Linked DNA regions of Homo sapiens: region 2 is linked to region 1. Evidence: chromatin contacts called from ENCODE Hi-C or POLR2A ChIA-PET data. All regions are on one chromosome and are shown on one strand. Each heading gives the region's core, a stretch centred on a gene start or an enhancer-like site at or near the end of the contact. The rest is flanking DNA. Distances are from core to core; before and after follow the strand shown. Region 1 overlaps KCNMA1 (potassium calcium-activated channel subfamily M alpha 1). Region 2 overlaps KCNMA1 (potassium calcium-activated channel subfamily M alpha 1).

What was found. Hi-C counts contacts between places; a loop is a spot of excess contacts on that map. ChIA-PET counts read pairs that join two places held with the same protein, here RNA polymerase II (POLR2A). Pooled maps may share reads with other maps.
Region 2: a map of gastrocnemius medialis shows a loop between it and region 1 (5-fold over the local background). The contact joins two enhancer-like sites. A Hi-C loop is called at or near these places in 4 of 168 maps with a recorded cell type or tissue (PC-3, PC-9, gastrocnemius medialis and 1 more) and 3 of 50 pooled maps. POLR2A ChIA-PET finds 5 or more read pairs at or near these places in 5 of 52 experiments (AG04449, AG04450, HCT116 and 2 more).

What each region holds. Positions count from the first base shown.
Region 1 is chr10:77,495,929-77,500,067 of GRCh38, reverse strand. The region is part of intron 1 of KCNMA1 (potassium calcium-activated channel subfamily M alpha 1); the gene reads left to right. Among named protein-coding and RNA genes, the nearest start is that of KCNMA1, 140 kb to the left of the region's middle. Within about 2 kb of position 1,752, at least 7 of the 41 ENCODE cell types and tissues checked have a DNase peak (open chromatin) inside an H3K27ac peak, as active enhancers do; they include gastrocnemius medialis, where a contact is called at or near this core.
Region 2 is chr10:77,546,428-77,550,566 of GRCh38, reverse strand. The region is part of intron 1 of KCNMA1 (potassium calcium-activated channel subfamily M alpha 1); the gene reads left to right. Among named protein-coding and RNA genes, the nearest start is that of KCNMA1, 89 kb to the left of the region's middle. Within about 2 kb of position 2,251, at least 2 of the 41 ENCODE cell types and tissues checked have a DNase peak (open chromatin) inside an H3K27ac peak, as active enhancers do; they include gastrocnemius medialis, where a contact is called at or near this core.

The DNA.
Region 1 (4,139 bases), core at 503-3,002:
TCAAGTATTTAAAACTATTGTTCAACCATATTTTGCCAATGGTTAATGTATAGAGTGAAATAGCCTCTTACTCCTTGCCACGTAAGATAAATAATTTTTCTTCTTTTCATTCCCCCATTCCATAATATTACACTCATGCTTTTATGGTATAATCTGATATTTAAAACTTCTACTTATTATTATTATATTTTTCACATTTTATCTTCTCTTCCAATAAATTTTAGTTTTCATTTTCATTTTGATTTGTAATCACAGTTGTAACAATTATTTAAACCTAATAGATCTTAGGGTTCATTGCCAGATCTTTATTACCATGGACATCTCCTGTTGTTGAATTCCTTGTTTTGATTAATGTCTTAATTACAAATATGAAAAATTTAACACCTGTTTAATCTTCTTGAACAACGTATTCTGCTTTATCGCACTTTGCACTTTGTTTCTTTTAATATGAATGACAACTTGGCCCTGCTGTTGGGTTTTGCAGAGGAGACATCAGATATCAGCTTGATTTTTCTCTTTTTTTTTCATAGATAATCTGATATCTTCTGTTTGGATGCTGATAATTCTTCACCATGAAATTAAAATATATGTATGTATGTGTATATATATATGTGTGTGTGTGTGTGTGTGTATGTGTGTGTGTGTATATATATATATATATATACATGCCTACTGAGCATTTTGACTTTCAGACTTGGGTCTGTCTTCTGTGTTAAGAAACTTTTTTTTGTTTTCGTCTTTTCAGTTAGGTTTATTCTGAATTGGCTGCCTGTCCTCTATATCTGTCATCTTTTTGTATAATCTGTCTTAGACCTCACAGTATTTCTGCTTCTGTATTTTTTTCCTCTTCATTTTGAGAGTGCTTTCTAAATGTGCCCTTCATAACACATCTTGTTTCAGAAATAAGTTCTCTTGACTTTTACTGCAGACATAGAATAGATGGTTTCTCCAAGTTCAATTATCACAATATCACACGAGTTGTTTACTGAGCACAGACTGTCCTCTGTGCACTGTGCTAAGCACTTTGTGTGCATTACCTCAGAACAACTCCAAGGGGCATGTGCTTTGTTTGTCCTCATTATATAGATTGGGGAAACGCATGTCCAGAGGGTTGAGCCCTACTCAGCCTCATCTGGGTACTGACTGGGGGCCAGGACTCAGGTCCAGCCAGTTTCACAGCAGAGCCTGTGCTCTTGGCCATGATGATAATGGCACTTTCCCACCCAGTCCTTTTTTTTTTCAAATTTATTTATTTTGAGTGCTGCATTCTCTACCTTTTATAGTTAAGAATGTTTTCAAGGTCTGGTGGGAGGTTTTCGTGTTTTGCATCCATGAATGCAGTCAGTGTTTGCCTGTAAATAGGGAGGGTCAATTCTCTTGGGCTCCTCTGCTGTGCACCTCATTGCCCATAGAATGCTACTCTCGGATCTTGCACTAGAGCACTGGATGATGAAGTGAAGCCTTGCAGAGACCTGTGAGTCTGGGTGAGTGAGCTGGAACCATGAATAGTTCCAGAAGGGGAACTTAATCCTGTGATATTTCTTCTCTGTGTTTGGTAAAGCCACTGCACCTTGTGCCAACTGTTTGCATCTGGCTTGCTGTTTAACCTGGCCAACATGCCAGGTACAAACTGTGCTTGGACTTGTCCTCCTTCCTGGAGCTGCCACCTGCTGTGTCAGGGACAAGCCCCTGCCCTGGCCAGTTTTCTTCTGGATGTATCTGCCATGTGATTCCCAGGGCTTCTCAGAGCTGCTGCTGCTGCTGAACACTGCTGTGATCCATAGTGACCAGGGAGTCCCGGTGCCTGATACTTGGCTCACCTCCCTGTTCAGCCCTACTGATGTAGGCAGCTCTGATGTGAGGTTCTTCAAGGGCCTCACTCCTTGTTTCACAACCATCCTGCCGCTTCTCAGGGAGCAAAGCTGCCCAAGGGGCCTCCCTGCCTTCTCTTTTTCTGCATAACTGATTTTTTTTTTTCAGATTCCTTTAGGTTTTTGGCACATTGATGGCACCTGTTCCTAGTTTGCTGAGCTGTGGCAGGTTTTCCAGGCATACTGGATTTGTTTTGATTTTGAAGCAGGAATCTGGGCAGGAGGGCATTGCATGCCTGAGCTCTTGTTGCCATGGTATTTGTAAATGGACAAATGTAAATGAAGCCAGTGGCAGCATCCTTCTCCCTCCACTGCCCATGCTCCTGAGTGTGGGAATTGGGGGACAAGTCACTACTTCTTCCTGACTTCTCCTTTACTCACCTGCAAGTTAGCCACATCTTCCACTTTCTCCCTTATTCCCCACCTCAAATACAAAGTCCTAGGAGAAGAGGACTGGGAGCACTGGATTTGATATTGAATTGGAGAAGACCATTACAACCTCAGATTCTAAGATTCTGTGATAGCATCTGTCCTGGTGATCTAAGTCGGGTTAAACTCAGCTCTCTTTTAGGAGATCAAGAGGTTTTATAATATAGGTTGGGTCCCCTGCCAGTTCTTCTTACATATCACACAGTCTTAGTTTGGGGACACAGTTTTTGGAAGCCTGTCTGCGGGGGTTCTGGAACTCAGGGGTGGATGCAAGAAAGCAGCATTGGTTCTTTGTCACGAGGTGAGAGCAACAGTGTCAGGAATAGACTCTGTGAGCTCACCCACCCTCAAGGGGCATCGACTTCCAGTGCATCACTTTCAAGTTCATCTGTGTCTGGCCATAGGCTTGGTCACATGCTGAGGTTTAGTGCATGAACCATCATGTCTACTGAGGTACCTGACACTCCAGAGGCATTCAATATGTTATGCAAATGGCCTTCATGCCCAGGCTAATTAGGGAGTCCCCATTGGACTTTGATTATTCATAAAAGACAGTTGATAATAAAGCCCTGGCTGCTTTTGAAAATTCATCAAGTAAGAATGCAGGGTTTTTCCAGTGGGAGCTCAGACAAAAAGCCAGTGGAAGGACACAATAGGATCAGTGCTGAACTCCCATGGTTAGTTCGCTCTCTGAGATGCATGCACAGACCTCTGCAGAGGCCTTGGGCAACACTGGTCCTTTTGTTCGCCTGGGTCCTTTTGTTTGCCTGGTCAGCAGAGTAGAGGGTGGTGTCCTAGTGAGGACAAAGGATTCAGGAAGAGCAAGGTAGTGTGGGTAGGGGCTGGTAAGGATGGCGAGTGGGAAGACAATGAGCAGAGCTTTGGAGAGCAGAGTTTGAAGTACTTGTGGGACACCAGGTGAAGACAGCCAGGTGACAGCAGGAGCCAGGTGTCCTCAGGCTCTTGCTAGTGCTGTGTCCTGGTCAACACACTTAATCTAGCTGAACTTCAGTTACCTTACCTGTATGTAAAATGAGGATGTTCATAGCTCCCTCACAGTGATGTTGAGAAATCAAGTAGGTAAACAAACATGGTATATAGCTTTGGGGGCCCACTGGTCTGACAGGGCGCTCAACCTGTCCTCTTTTTTTTTTTTTTTTTTTTTTTTTTTGAGACAGTGTCTCGCTCTGTCACCCAGGCTGCAGTGCAGTGGCGCAATCTTGGCTCACTGCAAGCTTTGCCTCCCGGGTTCACGCCATTCTCCTGCCTCAGTCTCCCAAGTAGATGGGACTACAGGCGCCCGCCACCACACCTGGCTAATTTTTTTGTATTTTTAGTAGAGACGGGGTTTCACCATGTTAGCCAGTATGGTCTCGATCTCCTGACCTTGTGATATGCCCATCTCGGCCTCCCAAAGTGCTGGGATTACAGGCGTGAGCCACCGTGCCCGGCCCTGTCCTCTCTTTCTTGAATGGTGCTCCTTCTAGAGCATTCCTTGTAACATGCATGAGGTGGTCTCTTATCTTGAAGACCCGCACCTGGTGAGGAGGGTGACAGACAGGATTCTGTTGTCAAGGAGGTGGTAGGAATGGAGTCCAGGGTGCTGCTAAGGGAGGGCCAGGCTGTATGGTCAGGTGGGCACAGCTGCATGGAGGATGCTTCAGGGGCTCTGGAGAAGAAATGAGTGACAGAGCTTTCAAGGACCACCTTCTAGGGGTGGGGCTTCCAGGCCTCCAAGGAGGGCTCTGTGTCTTTATCAGACCGATGGCTGCCCAGAACCTTTGGCAGAGGGGCTCAGCCTGCCTTGGTGCCAGTGAGCTTCCACACAGGAAGACTTCC
Region 2 (4,139 bases), core at 1,002-3,501, 50 kb before region 1:
TCTTAGGTTCTGTGGATCTACGTGAGATCACAAAGCTGAGACAGGCACACTGACAACTGGGTAGATGGCACAACAGTAAGTTAATCCAGGAGATAAAAGAGAAAGCGAGACAGGAAAGAATAGGGTGAAATCCCAGAGGGAGCGCCAGGGCCCCTGGGACTTCCAGTTGCTTCCAGCGGCAGAAAGAGGACAGCTCCAGCTGCTACAGCACCTCCCAGGACCAAACATGGGGAAGTCTACCCAGCAGGTGCTGGGAGAGAGGCAGCCCCAACCAGAGCCAATATCAGATGGGAGTTCCTAGGGGAAGATGATCCCACTGGGCTTGGGAGTAGGCTGGGATCCCTCTCTTCTCCAACCCTTCACTCTCCCATCCAGTGCGCTCCTGTCTCTTCCTTCTCTTCTTTTCTCCTTTGCTCTGACTTGGTCCTGGTGGTGAAGGACCAGATGTGAGCATCACTGCCTGGCTTGGGAGAATCTCTTGGGTGGCTGGGCTGGGGGTGCGTGCACAATGCTGAATCTTACTCCATTTGTTTTCAACTTATTCTTGCTCCCTTCTTAGCATCCTGCTCTTCTAAAAAGGAAACTGTGATTTCCCTGAATAAACTAGTGCTTTCATTGTCCAGCATTGGCAAGGAGGAAAATGCTCTGAGAGGGCAAAAAGTAGTTGGATGACCCTGACTCTCTCCAGCTTCACCTTCCTTTGGGAGAATTTCTCACGTATTTAGTACGAACACCTACATACTAGTTTTAAGGTGGTGCCATTTTCCTCTAACTGTGGTGGGCCAAGCTTGGGTGCATGACTTTCTAACCTTTCGCTAATTGTCTATGTTGCGTTGAGAGTCTGGTGGGATGTTTAGACAGGACGTTACTGAAAATGTGGAGACAGAAAAAAGGAAATGAATGGAGGCTGACAGAGCTAGATAACTGCCCTGTAGGGCATAGCTCATCTTAGCTCACAGACCCTGCCAGAGTCCTCATTTTTTTGGCCTTCTTCATGGGCTGGGTTCGCTCTTCTCACTGCAGCCCACAACTGGTTATCCACCCTTCTAAAAATCCCCTGCTAGGAGAGTTCAGCCCAAAGAGGCAGATAGGAGGATCACCTCTTCCAAGGAGTTTAAGGCCTCTCTTCTGGGTGCTACTTTCCTGTTAGATGCTTTCCTTTTCTGTGATGATTGAACTAGGGAAGGAGAACTTCCCTTCCCCATCTAGGGAGAGAGACTTCCTCTCCATCTGAAGGGTCCTGGCCTTACTCCTCAAGATAATGGAGAAGAATTTAATATAGTAAATTCAACATCTCCAGCCAGTATGGGAGATATCATAAGGGACAGGACACATATTTCCTTTTTAGCTCCAGTGCTCCAGGCCTCAGCTTCCTTGTTTGTGGAGTATGCATATTTAGAGTTCCTACTTCAGTGTTGAGGACTCTCTGTGATGGTGAGGTTAATACATACAAGGCATTTAGAATAGTTCCCAATGAATGACTTTTATCAGTGATGTGTTCCCAGCAGGTCTGCTCAGTGTGTGAGTCTAGTCCATGAATGGCCCAGAGTGGGAAGATAGCATCACCATCCACGACTCAAGTGAAGCACATCATGATTTTTCAAAGTATTCATCTATGCATCCCTTATTAGTTTCCATACCAACCCCAGAGTGTAAGCTCCACAAGGCAGGGAATTTGTCCATCTTGATTGCCACTATATCCCAAGTGCTTAGCATAATGTCTGACTCATAGTAGATGCCCAATAATTACTTGTTGCATGACTGAGCTCTGTGAGTTAGATGGAGTGGGTAGTATTAATCCATTTGACAGAAGAAGAAAGTGAGTCCCAGAGACATGATATGACTCTTCTAAGGTTGCATCAGGAGTTAGCCACAGAGCTGGGGCAAGACCCTGAGTCTCCTCAGTCCTGATGCAGTGCTCCATCCCCAGTGTGCTGTTAGATCTATCAAGAGTTGTGCCTGCTGGTAGGTTGGAAGCAGGGAATAAACCCTGAGCTGCCACCAGGTCAGCTTCATGGATTCCATTGACCCTGCTTCTCTGGGCCTCTGTGCACACCTACATGTGTACATGCTGGGAGTCAGAGGCTGTAGAGACTGTAGACTAGTGGCATCTGCTACATGAAATCCTGCCAAGGGACAGCTTTGGAGAAGCCTTCTGTCTGCCCCTGAGCTAAGTGGGGGTGGAACATCTGACCACATGCCCTCTTGCACCAGGCGTTGTCCACGTTAGGCTTCCAAGTGTTGGGCGTGGTTGCAGGGTAAGGCTGCATGATTGCACCAGGCATGTTGGTTTGGCCTCCCTGAGGTGGTGCACAGATTGCCTTTCTGTAAATAGGATGTCTGTCACCTGAGGCATTTGTACCAGGCACCTCATTCCTTTTTTGGCTTCCTGTGGATTTGGAAGGAAACTCAGGGGCCATTTTTTTTCATCCTTTTCCCTCCATATAAGACTATACCAAATATATTCCAGAGATATTATTTGCTCTTAAAAAGGCTCAAGAAATAGGCCTAACTACATCTGAAAGTTTTTCTAAATCAAGGGTTGGCAATTTTTTTTTTTTAATTTGTAAAAGGCCAGATAATAGAGATTTTAGGCTTTTCTGGGCCATGCTGTTGCAGCCACTCAACTATGCCTTTGTAGCATGAAATCAGCCACAGACACCCCAGAACAGATGAGCATGGCTGTGTGCCAATAAAACTTTATTTATAAAAATAGGCATCGGGCTGGATTGGGCCCTTAGGCTGTTGGTTTGCTGACTCCTGTTGTAAATGGTTATCTTTGGGTCAGCCCATCTTTGGTCTTGCTAGTCTTGGGTGCTGCTTGAGTCAGATAATCCAAGAGAAATAAAATTCCATGTTGACTCCTCTCCTTAGCCTCTGCTTCAAAACCTTTTTAAGAGAATATTTACTCAAGAAAGAGCTTGGAAGGTCCTGGAAACATGTGCCTTTCATGCAGATGCCTTACTGCATGGAGAAAAGCAGGCTTTCACCCCAAATTTCTGTTGATCTGGAGAAGCCACACAGAGGTGGGCCCGGTTGGGCAGCCTGTCTTGGGTGAGTTTGGGTTACTGTAAAAGCTCAGACACTTGGGTTCTTGGCTCTGTATGCCCTCCCTCCCTGTCTTCCTAAAGCCAAGAAAAATGAAAGGCGAGGGCTGTCTGAACTAGGGTGTGATATTTAAGTCTTAGTGGGTAGGTTGAAATATAACGGAGCCGTTCTGTTCATTGAGCCAAGCCTGTGGACTCCTTAATAATCCATGGTCGGGATTGCAGCCCTGTGGGGAGGCAGTGGGAGCCTTCAGCAGCTTGAAAGTAGATGTCTGGATTCCAGGAGGTACAAGCTTCCAAGAAGGAAATTTTCGTAGCTCATCTTTGCACAGGAAGGTTTTAATGGAAATTTGAACACTCCTAGTAAACACCCTTGCTATTAGCATCTTTCATTTTGACAGAGGAGTTTTCTTCCTCTGTTCTGATGGGTTATCCAGGCTGGGCTGGGTTCCTGTGTGGAGTTATGGGCTCTCTTTAGGGAAACATTTGGTGTGGTAGAAAGATCTTGGTTTCTGGAATGAGATTTGTGTCTTGACCATGTGCCATTAATTGTAGGTAAGATCCTCAGGCAAAGTCTTTGACTTCTCTGAGCTTTGGGTCTCACTGTTGCTGGGTGATGGAATGAGAGTGGGTTTACAAAGCACCAAGCACAGAGCCCGACACATAGTAGGTAGCCTAGAAGGGAAAACAGAACTCCAGTTGCTAATGCCCAGGTCTGCCCCGCCATCTTTGGGGCTGGGTTATCTGTGTGCTCCCCTGACAGGGAGCCACCCAGGATTCACTTTCAAAGATGGGAAAGGAGGCCTGAAGGGGACATGCTACCACGGAGTGAGCAGGCATTCCTAAGAGTCGGTCTGTCCTTTCCTCTCCCACTGGAGATACTCAGCCAGTGTGGGGGCCATGCAGCACCGGGGAAGGGACACATGTCTGGGAATATTGGGGATAACCTTGTGTGAAATTTTTCAGAACAGGCCGGCAGTGGCCTGGGACATGGATAGCTCAGGCTGCCTGCTTTGCTCCTGTGCTTGTCCTCGTGACTTAGATTCTTCAAGATGGAGGGGCTCCCTGGCTGGTCCCCTACACAAGGCCCCT